Regions from separate parts of the Homo sapiens genome. Here all the other regions are linked to region 3. Evidence: chromatin contacts called from ENCODE Hi-C or POLR2A ChIA-PET data. All regions are on one chromosome and are shown on one strand. The core of a region is the stretch at or near the end of the contact, and the rest is flanking DNA. Distances in the headings are between cores, read along the strand shown.

The links. A loop is a pair of places that touch in the nucleus more often than their neighbours do. ChIA-PET counts read pairs that join two places held with the same protein, here RNA polymerase II (POLR2A). Pooled maps may share reads with other maps.
Region 1: a pooled map shows a loop between it and region 3 (8-fold over the local background). The contact joins the promoter of IPP here to the promoter of KIF2C in region 3. A Hi-C loop is called at or near these places in 8 of 50 pooled maps. POLR2A ChIA-PET finds 5 or more read pairs at or near these places in 2 of 52 experiments (PC-9 and activated CD4-positive, alpha-beta T cell).
Region 2: a loop to region 3 is called in a pooled map, with 9 times the contacts of the local background. The contact joins the promoter of PIK3R3 here to the promoter of KIF2C in region 3. A Hi-C loop is called at or near these places in 6 of 50 pooled maps. POLR2A ChIA-PET finds 5 or more read pairs at or near these places in 2 of 52 experiments (A673 and CD4-positive, alpha-beta T cell).
Region 4: a loop to region 3 is called in a pooled map, with 8 times the contacts of the local background. The contact joins the promoter of MAST2 here to the promoter of KIF2C in region 3. A Hi-C loop is called at or near these places in 6 of 50 pooled maps. POLR2A ChIA-PET finds 5 or more read pairs at or near these places in 2 of 52 experiments (IMR-90 and K562).

What each region holds. Positions count from the first base shown.
Region 1 is chr1:45,748,331-45,752,760 of GRCh38, reverse strand. It overlaps IPP (intracisternal A particle-promoted polypeptide), which reads left to right and starts at 2,108. Exons shown (of 9, transcript NM_005897.3): 1 at 2,108-2,164. LOC105378693 (a long non-coding RNA gene) reads right to left here and starts at 1,812. Exons shown (of 3, transcript XR_947290.2): 1 at 1,513-1,812. RefSeq lists a silencer at 1,998-2,267.
Region 2 is chr1:46,129,646-46,134,299 of GRCh38, reverse strand. It overlaps PIK3R3 (phosphoinositide-3-kinase regulatory subunit 3), which reads left to right and starts at 1,671. Exons shown (of 10, transcript NM_003629.4): 1 at 1,671-2,453. The coding sequence starts at 2,348. The region is part of intron 1 of P3R3URF-PIK3R3 (P3R3URF-PIK3R3 readthrough); the gene reads left to right. LOC101929626 (a long non-coding RNA gene) reads right to left here and starts at 929. Exons shown (of 3, transcript NR_125987.1): 1 at 910-929. RefSeq lists enhancers at 889-1,118, 2,359-2,408.
Region 3 is chr1:44,738,235-44,742,554 of GRCh38, reverse strand. KIF2C (kinesin family member 2C) reads right to left here and starts at 2,718. Exons shown (of 21, transcript NM_006845.4): 1 at 2,553-2,718; 2 at 1,548-1,642. The coding sequence starts at 2,622. RefSeq lists an enhancer at 2,898-3,067.
Region 4 is chr1:45,800,661-45,804,980 of GRCh38, reverse strand. It overlaps MAST2 (microtubule associated serine/threonine kinase 2), which reads right to left and starts at 1,369. Exons shown (of 29, transcript NM_015112.3): 1 at 909-1,369. The coding sequence starts at 1,085. RefSeq lists a silencer at 1,102-1,541.

The DNA.
Region 1 (4,430 bases), core at 859-3,358, 1.0 Mb before region 3:
GATTGATTGAGCCCAGGAAGTCAAGGCTGCAGTGAGCCCCGCCCCAATCACACCACTGCACTTCAGCCTGGGTGACAGGGAGAGAGACCCTGTCAAAAACAAAACAACAACCAACAACAACAACAAAAACCACCAAAAAACCAAACTAGTCTTTGAGTCATGGCAGTTTGTTTCAATAGCTATTGGGTAAAACTGGTTTCAGGTTACAACAGGCAGTTTCAGCAGACAGGGTTGCAGAGAATTACATTCTTTGAGCAATGAAATGTGCCCTCAGTGTTTCCCCTCCCACCATTTTCGGTGGGTATGAGAAGAATGGCCCAATCTGTATGCTTAACTTTCACAAGTGTAATCCAGAGTAAGTCATGAAATTGATTTTAGTAGTGCTGAAGTATAATTTTCTGAAGAGTAAAACCATGACTCTCTTACAAATATAAAAAAAAAGTATCAAATATTTTATTTATCTCATTAACTTATAAGGGAGCCAGTAAGATATTTAGGAATGTAGCATGAATTTGCTAAGAATCAGGAATGTTTAAATGAATTTGCTGAGAAGGGTAAAAATGGCTTAATATGCTACAGGTCAATAAAACAATGTTTTGGTGTATCTTTTCTACAGACGGGCAAGAATTATTTTAAGTACTACCAGTTTTCTGGTGAAATACTTTAGTCAATAGAAAGTCAGAGCTCCCTATGGATGCAAATCCGTCCAGCCTTACACTGAAAGGGCACACAGAATTCTCTTTTCCTCATTTCCAAGTCTTTGACAATGTTTGCTGACAATAGGTCCCTGTTAGCAGTTTTTGGTAATGAAGTAGAAAAGAAGAAATAAAAATTTAGTGCACTGCGGGTCGTAAGTGTAAACATAGTTTTGTGAAGATTTTGTTTCAGGCCAGGCACAGTGGCTCACACCTCCCAGCACTTTGGGAGGCCGAGGCGGGCGGATCACTCGAGCCCAGGAGTTGGAGACCAGCCTGGTCAACATGGCGAAATCTTGTCTCTACTAAAAATACAAAAAATTAGCCTGGCGGTGGTGGCACAGGCCTGTAGTCCCAGCTACTCAGGAGGCTGAGGTGGGAGGACTACCAGAGCCCAGGAAGTCGAGGCTGCAGTGAGCCGAGATGGCACCACTGCACTCCAGCCTGGGCGACAAAGCCAGGCCCTGTCTCATAAAAAGAGAAAGAAATACACTTTGGGAGGCCGAGTCGGGCGGATCACCTGAGGTGGGGAGTTTGAGACCAGCCTGACCAACATGGAGAAACTCAGTCTGTACTAAAAATACAAAATTAGCCGGGCATGGTGGCGCATGCCTGCAATCCCAGCTACTTGAGAGGCTGAGGCAGGAGAATCGCTTGAACCCAGGAGGCGGAGGTTGCGGTGAGCCGAGATCCGGCCATTGCATTCATTCTAGCCTGGGCAACAAGAGCGAAATTCCGTCTCAAAAAATAAAAAATAAAAATAAAAATAAAGAAATGAGATTTTATGTTAGATATATACTTCTATATATATACTCACAAGTATGTGGTATTGAGTTTGATGTAAAATATTTTTGTTCACCGTAGGCTGGGATCAAAACAGTTTGAAAGCCACTAATGTGACACATGAGGGTCAACAGTGAAAAAAACTGGACTTTTGAGTTCTTCCTTCCCCAAAATAAGTATCCCTTCAGTGCCAGGCTCAGTCATGCACTCAGAAAACGATTCGAGAGAACAGTAGAGAAGGACCGTGCCAGGTGTTCGGCTCGTCTCTGCTTAACTGAGATCCGCGGCCTTCTTGGGACACCACAAGAATCAGAGTGCAAGCGGAATGGAAAGGGCGAGCCAGCCGGCCCCAGCAGGCAGAAGCAGAGGCTTGCAGCTAAGCTGTTGATCCTTGGGGAAGCAAGCCCAAGCCCTGGGCCCCATCAGTGGGCACTGAGAGGCGCCAGCGGCCCAGTCTCCCGCGAGCGGAAGAACCTCGCGCACGCGCAGTGAAAACCCAGGGCCCGCGAAGCGTCCGAAGTCCCTTCCCACCGCCCGGCTTCGCCTCCAGTTCTCGGGGAACTGTACGGCCCAGTCACTCCCGCCTCGTCACCCCCGCCAGGTTTCCCCCGCCCTCTCCGGCCGGGGCTGGTCGCGACTGCGCGCGCAGGGCCTGAGCGGGCGCCGGAGGGAAGGGGAAGCGGCGGGTAAGGAGGGCCTGCGTTCGGGCGCGTCTGTGACGGGGTTGGGAACTTCCTCTTCTACTCCCTCCGGCTTTCCGGACCCCTGAGGACTGGAGTGAGAGAAGCCTCTAGAACTGTGTATTTCCTTGTCTTTCCTTCTGCCGCCGCAGGCCTTCCTCCGACAGTCTAAGTGTCGCCCTCCCCAGACCTTCTCGTCCGGACCGCTCCTGCCTCCCCCGCCCCAACTGGGGAATCCTGAGGCTGTGTCCCCAGTCCCTCTGTTGTCGCCTCGTTTGTCTGAGATCCCTTCCCTGACCTTTAGGTAGCGCAGGAACGATTATTAGCTTTTAGTGTAGCAGCAGTTTAGGGCTAGCTCTCTAGGCCGGGCCCCCAACTCAAGCACAAAGAACCACGGGTGTTTTGACACTTGTTCCGGGGATTCTTTCTGACACCCCTTTGCTGAAGCAGTTTCCACATGTTCCCAGCAGTGAATTCAAAGCCAGCAAACATAGGTCCGCTTTAGTTCCTCTGGGCATTTCTACCGTTTCCTAATAATCTGCTTTTTTTTTTGAGACAGTCTCGCCCCTTCTCCTAGGCTGGAATGCAGTGGTGCGATCACAACTCACTGCAGCCTCGACTTCTCAGGCTCTAGCGATCCTCTCACCTCAGCCTCCCAAGTAGCCGGAAGTACAGGCTTGCCCCATCACAGCCAGCTAATGTTAAAACAATTTTTTTTGCGGCGGGGGGCTCGCTGTATTGCCCAGGCTGGTCTTGAACTCTAGGACTCAAGCGATCCTCCCTGGCCGGGCGCGGTGGCTCACGCCTGTAATCCCAGCACTTTGGGAGGCCGAGGCGGGCGGATCACGAGGTCAGGAGATCGAGACCATCCTGGCTAACACGGTGAAACCCCGTCTCTACTAAAAATGCAAAAAATTAGCCGGGCGTGGTGGCGGGCGCCTGTAGTCCCAGCTGCTCGGGAGGCTGAGGCAGGAGAATGGCGTGAACCCGGGAGGCGGAGCTTGCAGTGAGCCGAGATCGTGCCACTGCACTCCAGCCTGGGCGACAGAGCGAGACTCCGTCTCAAAAAAAAAAAAACAAAAAACAAAAACAAAACAAAAAAAAAAAACAAAAAATCAAGCGATCCTCCCGACAGGACATCCCAAAGTGCTGGGGTTATAGGTGTGAGCCACCTTGCCCAGTCAACAATCTGCTTTTCAAGTTTGGGGCACGTGAGGCATGCAACGTCACAGAATTGTGCTCTTTTCCTTTGGAAATATGGTCACTCCACATGCCACCTTTTGGGATGACGTTCCTACTCCACTGACAGTGGGATGGTATCAGCAGTTACTGAGAAGCATGGTAACAGACTAGTATTTCTGTTGTCTGCCACCCGAATGGATATTCAGTCAACTCTTTCTTGTAGCAGGAGGCAGCATTTTAGCTCAGTGGCTGTGCTTGATGCCTTGAAGTAGGGGACAGAGGAGGTACCTTGTAATTAAACCACTAGGGTTCAAAATGTGCTGACAGAAATGTAAAACAGAAAAGGCCTGACAGTCATGTCATGTTGATAATAGTTCCAGGTCACATTTCTGTGTAGGGCCAAATACATGGTTTCTCCGCCCCCACCCCCTTTTTTTCCTTTTTTTTTTTTGAGACGGAGTCTCTCTGTTGCCCAGGCTGGAATGCAGTGGCTCCATCTCCACTCACTGCAACCTCTGCCTCCCAGGTTCAAGCGATTCTCCTGCCTCAGCCGCCCACGTCACTGGGATTACAGGCGCCCACCACCATGACTGGGTAATTTTTTGTATTTTTTAGTAGAGATGGGGTCACCATGTTGGCCAGGCTGGTCCTGAACGCCTGACCTCTGGTGATCCACCCGCCTCAGCCTTCCAAAGTGCTGGGATTAAAGGCGTGAGTCACCGCACCTGCTTTTTGTTGTTGTTGTTGTTGAGACACGGTCTTGCTCTGTTGTCCAGGCTGGAGTGCAGTGGCACCATCTCAGCTCACTGCAGCCTGGACTTCCCTGGCTCAGGTGGTCCTCCCACCTCAGCCTCCCCTGAGTAGCTGGGACTACAGGCCTGTGCTATCATGCCTGGCTAATTTTTTTGTATTTTTAGTAGAGACAGGGTTTAGCCATGTTGCCCAGACTGGTCTCAAACTCCTGGACTCAAGCGATCTGCCTGCCTCAGCCTCCTAAAAATCTGGGCTTACAGGTATGAGCCACTGTGCCCAGCCCCTTTCACCCTCTTTAAAAAATTTATTTTTCACTTCAATTTGGGTGACAGAGTGA
Region 2 (4,654 bases), core at 422-2,921, 1.4 Mb before region 3:
GAAGGCAGAACCACCTTAGGAGGTAGAGGGTGAAACGTGGCAACTCTTCCATAGGCGAATCAATATAGCAGACATGCTCAAGGTAGGAGGTTTTGCTAGGGCTTAAATCAGGCTGTCAACTCAAACACAATGGGCTTTGTTACTCCTGTGTAAAGAGGAAATGGAGCAGTTTTTGGCCTCCTCAGACTGTATTGTAGGGTATACAGGATGGCAATTCCAGGCACAATCTTCAGGAGACACAAATCTGCTTTTAGCTATTCAGTGTTCCCCAGCAAGTTAATTAGCTGTTTCTGAAATGCATGGAAATATTCAGCATTTTCATAGTGAAGCCAATCTCCCAGATTTAAGCTTTGGGGGTGGGAATGAGTATGTGAGGAAGAGGGTCTGTCAGGGAAACAGAATAGAGCCCTTTTGGTGAGAGATTCCAACACCTGTGACTTATCTTAGAAATTACACATGCACTGTAATTCCAAGACTTTTTTTTTTTTTAATTGGTTTGAGCACTCGAGCAGGAGGGCTTGCTGAGACCTCTCACTATTTTAGGCGTGGGGAGTTACCTCTGGGTTCAAAAGTCTTTGGGTGGGAAGCACAGAGGAACTGCGAAATGCCTCCCTCAGAAATGTCCAATTGCTCAAGGGGAGAAGCAGGGAGTGGGGTCAGGTAGCAGCCAGGAAGGTTGCAGGGGCCACGGGCACATCCTCTCCCTGAGTGGTAAGGTGGCAAGTGGGTTTGGGGACCATTGCTTTGACAACTTGTCAAGGGTGCGGAGAGGGCTGTCCCAGCAAGGTGAAGAGGTCTGTAGGAAAGGAGTCTCCCCAGAGACCTCCTAAGGACCAGAAGAGCGCGCACCCCGCCAAGTGACAGAACGTGCCCCCTCTGTGTCCGCTCCCTTCCCCCGCGGCCAATCACCGGGCAGAGGCGTCTCACGCCAGCAGGTCCTCCCTGGCTCCTCTCCTTACTCGTCCGGGCGGACCAAGCCTCAGCAGGAGCCCCGCCTGTCTCCAGGCAGTTTGAGCCCCCGAGCGCTCGCCCAGCCTGTCAGTAACCGCCGTTTGCGTTTTCTTCCTTTCTTTCTTTCTTTTTTTTCCTCCTCTTTTCTTTTCCCCTTCTGCCTTTGTCCCGCTTAGTAACTGGGCTCTGACCAATCGCCGCCTTACCGGCCGGCGCCGGCTGTCTCCTGATTGGCCCGCTTGGGGCGCGCAGCCGTCTCCCGCTCCTTCGCAGGAGCAAGGCAGACAAAAGACGCAGGCTCCAGGCTCCGGCAACCGGCCTCAGCCAATCACCACCCACCTTGCCTCTCTTCCCTCGCCCCACTCCCTCCTCGCCTGGCTCGCGTGCTCCCGGCACTGACTCCTGGAGTGCGGCCAGCGCCCGGATCGTACCATTCTGATTGAGGCTGGGGGAGAGCGCGGATGGCTGATTGGGGAGCCGAAGCCTAGAGAGCGGTGGGGAGACGTGAAAGTCGAGATGGAGAGCAGCTTTTTGAACATGTTCTCAGGCACTTGACAGAATCCCGGTACATCGAGGCGGGACGGCGTGGAAGGGGCGGTGGTGATGCCTGCTGTCCCCCCTCCCGGCGCGGTTGGGTGGCGCCTCAGCGGGTGGGCAGCATGGGGCGGGGAGGGTGTCCCCTCCGCGCCGTTAAAATGAAACTCTAGTGGCTGGAGTCCGGGCAGAGCTTGAGGGCAGTTGGTGCGGTCGGGTTGGTTCTTACACCCCGGCGGGAGCGCCCAGACAAGCCGAGCTGACTGGACTTCTCCGGCCGGCCCCATTCCCGAGGCTGCGGCAGCTTCGGTTCCGAGACCGACCGGAGAGGAGCCCGAGTCCCGGCCTCTGGGGGATTCGCTCTCTGCAGACCAGTGGGACCCCGAAACTTGAACGCAATCTCCAGCCCCCTTTTTTGCCTTCCTTTGTCACTTGCCCGGGTTTCTCCCAACGTGTTCTTTTTTTTCCTCTTCATTCTCCCTCCTTCGAAGGACACAAAAGTGGCTTCCGCGGAAAGATTTGGAGGCGGTGGGAGCTTTTCTCCCCGGAGAGCGACTGTGTAGAAAGGATTTTTGGGAAGCCGCTTTTTAACACCTCTGCTCTCCGTCCCCCAAGCCTCTGTGTAATCCTCTGAGGAGAAAAGCCCATAGCTTGAAAGTTCGGGGGCATTTTGTTGTGTTCTGTAGGAGAGAGGGGGAGGACCCTGTTCGGGTAGTTTGGCCGGACTGGTACTGGCCGTTGGAAAACCCGAAGTACATTTCCGTGTGGAACTTTTGCAGATATATATTTTTAGATTTTTAAATACCAGATAAAAAATATATGCCTTCTATATATCTCCTGGCGACCTGCCCCTGACAGCGCGATGTACAATACGGTGTGGAGTATGGACCGCGATGACGCAGACTGGAGGGAGGTGATGATGCCCTATTCGACAGAACTGATATTTTATATTGAAATGGATCCTCCAGGTACTTGGGAGAAAAAAAAAAAGAATCTCGTGATGGGTCTGATTTGTATTTACCAAGAGCTTGCTGATGTTTTCAGGGCAGAAGTATTCCTGGGTGCGCTAGGTTCGGGATGAGGAGATTTGCAGTTACAGCTGCGGTAAAACTGCTTCTGGTTTACACGTTTAAAGTTTGCAGTTAGGACCCTGATCCTATTGTCCTGCGAAGGTGGGGGTGGGGGCTGGAAGTGGGGGTGGGAGGAGAGACCCCTTTTTAAAATTATCATTATTTTTTACTTTGCCTTTGCGTGTCGTTCAGGTTTTTCTTGTGCCCGCCACTTTATTTTATTTTTTTCTTTTTCAATTAAAGACTCTTCTACCTGCAAAGGATGTTTTATATCCCGGGGTTAAAACCAGTCTTTCACTTTGGGCGAATTCTTGAAAGCTTGTCCTTTCATACATTTGTCTAATTTGGTTCGTTGTGTTTTACCCCGGTTAACTTCTGAAACTGAGTTATGTGATTATTCATTGTAAGACTCCCTTTTTCTCTTGCAGAAACAAATGCCGGTTAGTGATTTTTTTTAGGGATTGGGCGTTCGTATTCAGCCATGGTCTTAGTCTGAGGTTTTCCTTCTCAGAAGATAGTCGCTCAGAGAAATCTACGTGCAATATTTTATTACTCTTTAATTTAATGATGATTTAACTTAATTTATGGGATAGGGTTTAATGTAACTTCAATTCCTAGAATAAAGAAAAAGCAAAAACAAAAACGAGGGAACCTTTCTGTTTCCTGTGAACGTGTGATATATACATATGTGTTCCTATACACGTAATGTAAAGTATACATATATAGCACTATATTTTTATTTTAAAGCTCTGTCTGACGCTATTACAGACATTTTGTGTATCTGGTAGGAAAGGAAAAGGAAAGCAAAATGGAAAAGTTGGCTTTTTTTTCCTTTAAAGTCTACCCCATTTTATGATTATTAGCTGTCAGATTTTCTCAAACCCTGTTTGCAGTTACAGATGGTGTTTTATGTAATGATTCTGAATAAGTAGAGAGCCTTTGTGACTCCTTGTTTCTGTCGAGGATGAATTCTTTATGTATTTTAAAACGTGTTATGGCTAAGTCTACAGAATAAAATGTGTGTCATTGGGGAACCTCGTTTATTATAAGACTGTATTTTTGGAAACGTTTGAAAGGATTTGAGCCATGCAAGTGTGAAGAAGTGTAACTGTCTTATAGAAGGTATGTAGAAATTGTTTCCTGTGTCCTTGCAAACGGTGAATTATCCTGTTTTTTTTTTCAATTAGTCAGTGTTAAATGGTGCTGTACTAAAAACTAGTATTGAATAAACCTTTTTCACTCTTGATGATCACTTAGAATTTTTTTCTTTTCCTTTATTTCAGAGCTTTATTTGCTTTTATAATTGTGACTGCAATCCAGATGCAGCTTTTCAGTGTTTTGTAAAGTTTGTAAGATTTGCCACCCATCTATTGTGTCTTTCCCCCTTTGTTTCCCCCTAACGGTAAAGCATGTTAGATACATTTGTCATACATATGAATAGAAATTTAGTACATCACTGGTACTTTTATTGTAAAAAGTAAGGTTAATAATTCTAGATTCCTGTTATAAGAATTATATATTCAAACTGCCTTAGAATTATACTGCATTATATAGTACCTTGCCTTGCAGACATACAAAGGGAATTTGTTGGGTGGGAGGTGAGTAGGGAGGAGGGGAGAAAATGAAGAATGCACTTATGGTTGAAATATATTAGCCTAGTAGAAAAATACTGGTCAAGTTGAGTTGAGTTGTCCAAAAATAATTTTAAGAAAAGTTGACTGTTATAACTATATGGAGACGTGGGTCTTATAAGGTTGTATAGAAAATTCTGATCCAAACTTTATTTTCCATGGAAATAAACATTTGAGTTTAAAATGTTCATCCTTGAATGAAATTGTGCATACTGAGATTCTATTGAGAATACTGAAAAATACATATGCTGTTCTTTATTACCCCTTTTGTAGCTTTAATGTAGAATATGGTTAGTTATTCCTAACAGCTTTTTGAAAACGAAGCACACTTGAGTATGCTGAAACATTGCCTATGAAGTGAATGGTTTTTCATGGAAATAGTGTGAATGTCAACCTTGTTTTATGTGATAAATTAAGTTTTCAAAACATTTAAAACTGTATCATTAGTGAAGTGGTTGCAGCATGTTT
Region 3 (4,320 bases), core at 1,469-3,968:
TAGAGATGGGGGTTTCGCTATGTTGGCCAGGCTGGTCTCAAACTCCTGATCTCAAGTGATCCGCCCACCTCGGCCTCCCAAAGTGCTGGGATTACAGGCATGAGCCACTGCGCCTGGCTGCAGTTTGCTTTCTACAAACATACCAGAGCCGGGCATGGTGGCTCACGCCTGTAATCCCAGCACTTTGGGAGGCAGAGGCAGGCGGATCACGAGGTCAGGAGATCGAGACCATCCCGGCTAACACAGTGAAACCCCATCTCTACTAAAAATACAAAAAATTAGCCGGGCGTAGTGGCGGGCACCTGTAGTACCAGTTACTCGGGAGGCTGAGGCAGGAGAATGACGTGAACCCGGGAGGCGGAGCTTGCAGTGAGCTGAGATCTCGCCACTGCACTCCAGCCTGGGTGACAGAGTGAGACTCTGTCTCAAAACAAACAAACAAACAAACAAAAAAAACCCAGAAAATTATTGATTGCTTCAATTTAGAATGGACCTGACTAAATAAAATCCCAATGCATCTGGAAGGGGACCATTCTTTTTTTTTTTTTTTTTTTTTTTGAGACAAGTCCTCATTCTGTTGCCCAGGAGGCTGGAGAGCAGTGGTGCAATTTCAGCTCACTGAAACCTGTGCTTTCCCAGACTCCAGCAATTCTCCAGCCTCAGCCTCCAGAGCAGCTGGGACCACAGGCATGCACCACCATGCCCGGCTAATGTTTTTTGTATTTTTTGTAGAAATGAGGTTTTGTCATGTTGCCCAGCCTGGTCTTGAACTGCTGAGCTCAAAGCGATCTGCCCACCTCGGCCTCCCAAAGTGCTGGGATTATACATGTGAGCCACTGTGCCCAGCCAAGAAGACCATTTTTATTTTTTGAGGAAAGGTCTCACTCTGTCGCCCAGGCCAGAGTGCAGTGGCTCGATCATGGTTCAGTGCAGCCTCAACCTCCCAGGCTAAATCAATCCTCCCACCTCAGCTTCCCGAGTAGCTGGAACCACAGGCGTGAGCCACCACACCCTGATAATTTTTAATTTTTTTGTAGAGACAAGGTCTCAACATTTTTCCCAGGCTGGTCTCGAACTCCTGAGCTCAAGCAATCCTCCAGACCAGGCCTCTCAAAGTGTCGGGATTAGAGGCAAGAGCCACCGCACCCAGCCAATTTTTTTTTTTTTTTTTTTTTGAGACAGATTCTCACTGTCACCCAGGCTGGAGTGCAGCGGCACAGTTTCGGCTCACTGCAACCTCCGCCTCCCAGGTTCAAGCAGTTCTCCTGCCTCAGGCTCCCAAGTAGTTGGGATTACAGGCATGCACTACCACGACTGGCTAATTTTTGTATTTTCAGTAGAGACAGGTTTCGCCATGTTGGCCAGGATGGTCTCGAACTCCTGACATCAGGTGATCTGCCCGTCTCAGCCTCCCAAAGTTCTGGGATTACAGGCGTGAGTGAGAAGAGCACAGCATCAGAAACTAGGCTCTCACAGATTCCACTTCTGCACAGATCCTTTATGTAGGAAGACATTAAATGTGGTAGAGGAATTCTCATAGAACCTACCTCTTTGCCCTTTGTGGCACCTCCTTCTGCCCATTCCACTGAAACACAGGATTTCTCCAAGTTCACAGTCCTTACATTGGCACTGTGAATTAAACCTATAAAGTATGAAAAAACCAGAGTTACCCATCTCTTTCCTGAGAGCTTCACTTTTAGGATTCCACAGAGATTCCCAAAGTGGAGTTAACCTGAAGGAACAGGCAGCTACCTTAAAAAAAAAAAAAAAAAAAACTAAGAGAAACAAATAAATCTCCTGGGCTTCACCTTTAGAATATCCACAGTGAGGTGGGCTGGGGACAGGTTTTTAAACTGAGCTGCATGGGATAAGGATTCACCCCTACTCAAGAGAGCCTACAAAAAAAGAGAGATAGAGCCTACAAAAGAGAACATACAAAAGGTATGTTTGAGCACAGGATTCCCCACAACCCTTAGATGAACTTTTCCTCAACATAGCATTGAGGATCTGGCCCTTTTGGGGTTTTCCTAACTCATTTCTGGCGGTCATATCTGTCCATTTCCCTAATGACACGGGTATCAGACCTGCCAGAACTGCGGTACCTGCTTAAGCAAAAGAGAGAACGACTACAAGCTCCTCAAGCGCAGGGTTCTTGTCTGTCCCGTTTACCTGACATACCGCAACTGCGCAATATTTATTCGAGAGTAAAGGGGCCAGGAGACCGAGGTCCCCATAAGAGCAGGGCATTTTCAGGGGAGAATTTTGGAAGGGAAGTGAATTTAGAAGTCCCAACTTCCCTGGGAGGTCTACCAGCCTTGGAGAAGGTCCGCCCACTCCCAGAGGACTGCGAAAGGGACCACGTACAGCGCAGGGACTCTCACCCCTGTGTAGGCAAGAATGACTGCCAGTGCAGAGACCCGGAGTGAGTGCGTGTGAAAAGGAGGGAGGGAGAGAAAGAGAGTGAAAGCCCATCTGTGTGTCCGGGGACGGGCAGTAATTTCAGTCGTCTCACCGCTCACGAGTCCCCTTGACCTAGGGACCCCGCTCCTCACCATTACTGCGTTGGATCTTGATAGCGAGACCGGGAAACAGGCGGGCCTGAAGCGACGAGTCCATGGCCATTCGGAGAGTCAGCAAGGAAGAGAAACGCGCAATACCAAGAAACCTCAATTTCGCTAACCCTACGAAGTCTTAACGCCGCGTAAACCGCCGCAGTTTAAATCCCGCGCGCAAGCGTCCTTAAAACGTCATTCCGCTGTCCCCGCCCTCGCTTCCGCCAGTCAGCGGCGCCCTGCGGAGCCTTGGGGGAGACGCAGTTCCCAACCATCTTCCTACGCTTGGCACCGCCCATGCGTCTGGCCACACCCCCGAGCGCTGTGCCTTCTGGGAACTTCGCCGCTACGTGGGGTCTGGGGCTCCCATTTCTGGTATTGTCCTCGGTCACCTTGTACTGCGGGGTTCCCGAAAACTGGGAAACTTCAGTATGTATTTGACAATGAGGGCTCTGGGATCCTACAGACATGGGTTCGAATCGTAGCTTCTTCAATTGCAAGTTCAGTGACCTCGAGCAAGTTGGAGACTTGGCCGGGCGCGGTGGCTCACTCCTGTTAATCCCAACACTTAGGAAGGGAGAGGTGGGAGTGATCGCTCGAGATCAGAAGTTCGAGACCAGACAGGGCAACATAGCCAAGACCCTGTTCTCAAAGCAAAACAAAACCACAGATTAGAAACTTGACTTAGTTTTTCTTATTAAATAGTGCAGAAGCATGTTGCCTCATTCAAGGAGTTATGTATAAATTTCCAGAAAGACACTGATTCACCAGATATTTATTGAGTGAAGTCTACCACCTGCTAGGCATGGTACCAGGAAATGGAGATAATGAACTAGACACATAGTTCCTGTCCTCCTTTTTTTTTTTTTCCATTTAACCCTTAGTGGACACAGCACATGTTTCAGAGAGCACGGGGTTGGGGGTAAGGTTATAGATTAACAGCATCCCAAGGCAAAAGAATTTTTCTTAGTACAGAACAAAATGGAGTCTCCTATGTCTACTTCTTTCTACACAGACACAGTAACAATCTGATCTCTCTTTCTTTTCCCCACATTTCCCCCTTTTCTATTCGACAAAACCGCCATCGTCATCATGGCCCGTTCTCAATGAGCTATTGGGTACACCTCCCAGATGGGGTGGCGGCGGGGCAGAGGGGCTCCTCACTTCCCAAATGGGGCAGCCGGGCAGAGGCGCCCCCCCCCCCCACCTCCCAGACAGGGCGGCGGCTGGGAGGGGGCTGCCCCCCACCTCCCAGACGGGGCGGCTGGCCGGTCGGGGGCTTTCCCCCCACCTCCTGGACGGGGCGGCTGCCGGGAGGAGACGCTCCTCATCTCCCGGACGGGGCGGCTGCCGGGCAGAGTGGCTCCTCACTTCTCAGACGGGGCGGCCAGTCAGAGACGATCCTCACCTCCCAGACAGGGTGGCGGCGGGGCAGAGACACTCCTCAGTTCCCAGACGGGGTCGCGGCGGGGCAGAGGCGCTCCCCACATCCCAGACGATGGGCGGCCGGGAAGAGACGCTCCTCACTTCCTAGACCGGGTGGCGGCCGAGCAGAGGCTGCAATCTCGGCACTTTGGGAGGCCAAGGCAGGCGGCTGGGAGGTGGAGGTTGTAGCGAGCCGAGATCACGCCACCGCACTCCAGCCTGGGCAACATTGAGCACTGAGTGAGCGAGACTCCGTCTGCAATCCCGGCACCTCGGGAGGCCAGGGCTGGCAGATCACTCGCGGTCAGGAGCTGGAGACCAGCCCGGCCAGCACGGTGAAACC
Region 4 (4,320 bases), core at 120-2,619, 1.1 Mb before region 3:
GGATGAAGTCAGTAGGATCCCGAATAGAGCTGAACAAAAGGAAAGCTGTCACTAGAGTTCATTACTACAGAACATTTTTCTGTAAATCCAACAAGACCAAGGATTACTTATTCTCCTTTCACTAAACTTATTACCGCTACTAGTGGCAGCTTCTCCTGCCTGATAAAACTGACCTTTATCCCCTACTCATAAATACACCTACTCTTGACTAATAAATTACATAAACATATCCTGTTCATTCAGAAACTCCATGAATATTTGTATGCTGCTGTGTTTTCCCAGTAATGTGTTTTCAGTGGAAAACTAGCAGGCAAACCATATATCTACGAATTCTGTTCACAAAATTGGGCTTAACACTGCTCACATGCAGGTGTTTCACAAGTGCTTTCTTGTGAAATAGATGGTTGGTAAAGAGAGCCTTAACAATGATTGTGAACACACTGGTACAAAAGTATAATGATGGCCAAATCAGAGAATGCTTGGGAGTGTCATCCGTTTTTACAATTTTAAGGACAACCTCTAGAAAACAGGATAACACTACATCAAATTGACTTACATCTTACTCTATTTACTCCTATGGATAACTCCTCAACGCCTCTTTAGTAAGCCTACTCGTTGCAGCTCACACACTCAGCCCACATTCCAGCGTCCTTTCGCCCCATCCAGAACCCCTGACTATCTCTTGCACCAATTTTTCATTCTTCTACACCCCCATTTCCAATACAACCCCAGGCCACCACTTCCATTTCTCCACTCCCCATTTCTCGGCCTCCCCAGACCTCCCACTCCTCCCCGCGAACTACTCAGACCCCACCCCTCCAAAGCTCCAGCCCGGGTCCTCCCGCCGAAGATCCCCTCCCCCACGGCTTCCATTCAGGTTCACCCTCCCGGATCCCAACCCGCCCTACCTGCTCCTTGCCCTCGGGCCCCGCGGGGCCCGTCCGCTCCTCCAGCCGCTGCCTCCCGGGCGGCGCTCGCCGGCGCGGCGGCAAAGACTGAGACAGCTCCGCTGCCCGCTGAACTCCATCCTCCCGGCGGTCGGGCGGCGGCGGCTGCGGTCGGTCGCGGCAGCGGCTCCGCTTCATATCTGCAGCTGGGGCCCGCGGGCGTCAGCGCCGCGACTGTCCCGGCTCCGCACTGCCCCGGGCCGCAGCGCAGCCGCGCCAACCACCACCCGCGGCCACCATGGCCGGACGGGCTCCCTAAGCCACCGACCCCAGCCCGCGGCGCCTTCGAGCCTTCTGGGGCCTCCGGCGCCGCGACCTCCTCTGCGCTCCTCACGGAAGAGACAGCATCGCTGACGCCTCGCCTTCTCCCACCCAGCACACGTTGGGCAGGCCACCCGCCGCCGGCTCAGCCGCCTGCCTACAGCCAGCCTTCGGCCGGCCCCGCCCCTCACGCGCGCGCACCGGGAGCCCGCCCGCCACCTCCGGCCGCGCGCCGCCTCCCGCGCACGCGCCAGCGAACGGTCGCAAAGGACCCGCCCGTGGCCCTGGCGCGCAGTCGGAGGACCAGAAGCGAGCGGGGCTCTCGGCGCGCCGTCAGCGGCTGCGGACTCCCATTGAATCTTTCATTCATCCATTCATGAAACTGCTGGGCCAAGCTCAGTGCTGGGGACCCAAAAATGAGTTCGAGTCGATCGGTGTCCTCAAAGAACTAGGGAGAGAGGGGCCGGGAGCAGGAAGGAGACAGAATAACACAACTAATGAATAGAAGGCTAATGCATGCTTTTTTATTTAGTGCCTGCCAACTCTCACCTAATTCTCACATCACACTTAGGAGGCAAATCTGCGCATTCTCATATTACAGATAAAGAGACTGAGGCGAAGTGAAATGCACCAGGTCACCCAGCAAATCAGTGATCAAACTAGACGGAATTCTGGCTCTTCTGTCCCTTTCCACCGTGTTTGCTCTTTCCGGACAGTAAGACAGTGTGGAAACGCCTATAAAAGTGGAAAAAGTGATGGATTCCTTCTGGGAGGAGGAGAGGACAAAAAAGGCATACAATGAAGTCATCGTGTAGAGCCCAGCCCAGTCTGCTGTGGCCTGGGTAGCCTGACCTGCTGCCTGCAGTGACTCATCTGCTCAGCAACATGTGGTGGTAGCTCAGCTCTGGCCTCCCTCTGGCTTCAGCTGGTCTGCCACATGTTGTGTTTTTCCTCTTTTGACCTAGAAGCCTTGCTTAAAGCCTTCACCCATTTGTCCTGGGCCTCTTCCCTGACCCCTTTCTGAGTAATAAAAATAGCCAACACTATGGAGTGCCCACTGCATACCACACACTGTGCATTCAATTCAGACATACACAAACAAGAAGTAAGTTGTATTTCCATTTTACAGTTGAGGAAATAGGCTCAAATTACATAATATGCTCAACATCACACAGCTTATAAGTCCAGAGCCAGGACTCAAACCCAGGTCTGCCAGATCCGGACAGAAAGACAGTGCGGAAACACCTATAAAAGTGGAAAAAGTGATGGATTCCTTCTGGGAGGCCGGGAGGATGCACATAACCAATGTGCTCTACGGCCTGTCACCAGCCTGCTCCTCTATTCCCTGTCCCAGTTCCTTACCACCCATCCAGTTGCCTCAACCAGAAACCTGGAAATCATCCTGGACTCCTTCCTTGTCCTTTCCTCACATCCAATAAATGAACAAGTCTTATTGCCTCTATAACCTCACTATTTCTCCAATCTGCCTCCTCTTTCCGTCCCATTGGCACCACCTCAAGTTTCATCTTCCCTCACCTACTTGACTGAGAAAGCCTTCAACGGGTTCACTTATGCCAGTCTCATTGTCTTTAAACTCATCCTTCAAAAAGCCCTCACAAGACTCTTCCTATATGTTACTTGCTTGCTTAAAACAATTAAATGGACCGGGTGCAGTGGCTCACGCCTATAATCCCAGCACTTTGGGAGGCCAAGGCGGGCAGATCATGAATTCAGGAGATCGAGACCATCCTGGCTAACACAGTGAAACCCCGTCTCTACTAAAAATACAAAAAAATTAGCCAGGCGTGGTGGTGGGTGCCTGTAGTCCCAGCTACTCAGGAGGCTGAGAACTGCATGAACCTGGGAGACAGAGCTTGCAGTGAGCCAAGATCGTGCCACCGCACTCCAGCCTGGGTGACAGAGCAAGACTCCGTCTCAAAAAAAAAAAAAAAAAAAAAAAACAGTTAAATGAGGCCGGGCACGGTGGCTCACTCCTGTAATCCCAGCACTTTGGGAGGCCAAGGCAGGTGGATAACGAGGTCAGGAGATCAAGACCATCCTGGCCAACACGGTGAAACCCTGTCTCTGCTAAAAATACAAAAAATTAGCTGGGCGTGATGGCGGGCGCCTGTAGTCCCAGCTACTCGGGAGGCTGAGGCAGGAGAATGGCGTGAACCCGGGAGGCGGAGCTGGCAGTGAGCCAAGATCGCACCACTGAACTCCAGCCTGGGCGACAGAGCGAGATTCCATCTCAAAAAAAAAAGCAATTAAATGAATCTCAAGATGAAGTGTAAACTTACTATGGCTGGCAAGGCCATCCAAATCTGGCCTCTACCTCCCTCTCCTTCTCCCATTAATCCATGTGGTGACAACTAATTATAATTATTCCAGCTACATGTACAGGGTCTGTCACATCCTTAGTTACAAATAACAAACAACTCTGACTATCTTAAGCCTAAGGGGTAATTTCTTAGAAGGCTACATAGAATGGATCACAGAGCTGAACAGAGATAGGAGAAAAAGGCTTACGTAGCTGGCAGGAAACAAGGAGCCCCCACAGACTGAACCTTAGGGACAATCTCAGGACACTGCTGTCACAACCACCAGGCAATGAGCTGCGCTGCTACTGTGCACCCCTGCAAAGTAATTCTAACCCTCTCTTCATAGTTGTATCATCATTACAGATCAACAGTCTCTGGCAGGAGAACCCACTGACTCAGCCTTGGTAACTTAAGGACCAGAACCCATTCTACCTTCTCACCTTCCATACTGGTACTGCGAGAGTTATTGGGCAGATAGACTCTAAGCTAGTCCTCCTGCTCTACCTGCTTCCCAGTATTTTACACGTTTATGTAATCCCTTCCCATGAATGGAGATGAGGACTGTGACTTGTTTCCAACCAATAGAATACAAAAAAAGTAACAGGATATCATTTCCTTGATTATGTTACATTATATAAGACTCTATCTTGCTAGAAGACTCACTCTTGCACTCCTAATGGCCTTGACAAAGCAAGCTGTCATTCTCTGAACTGCCTATGGAGAGGTCCATGTGGCAGTAAACTCCAGGCAACCTCTAGGACAGCCTCCGGCCCAACAGCACCAAAACAAAA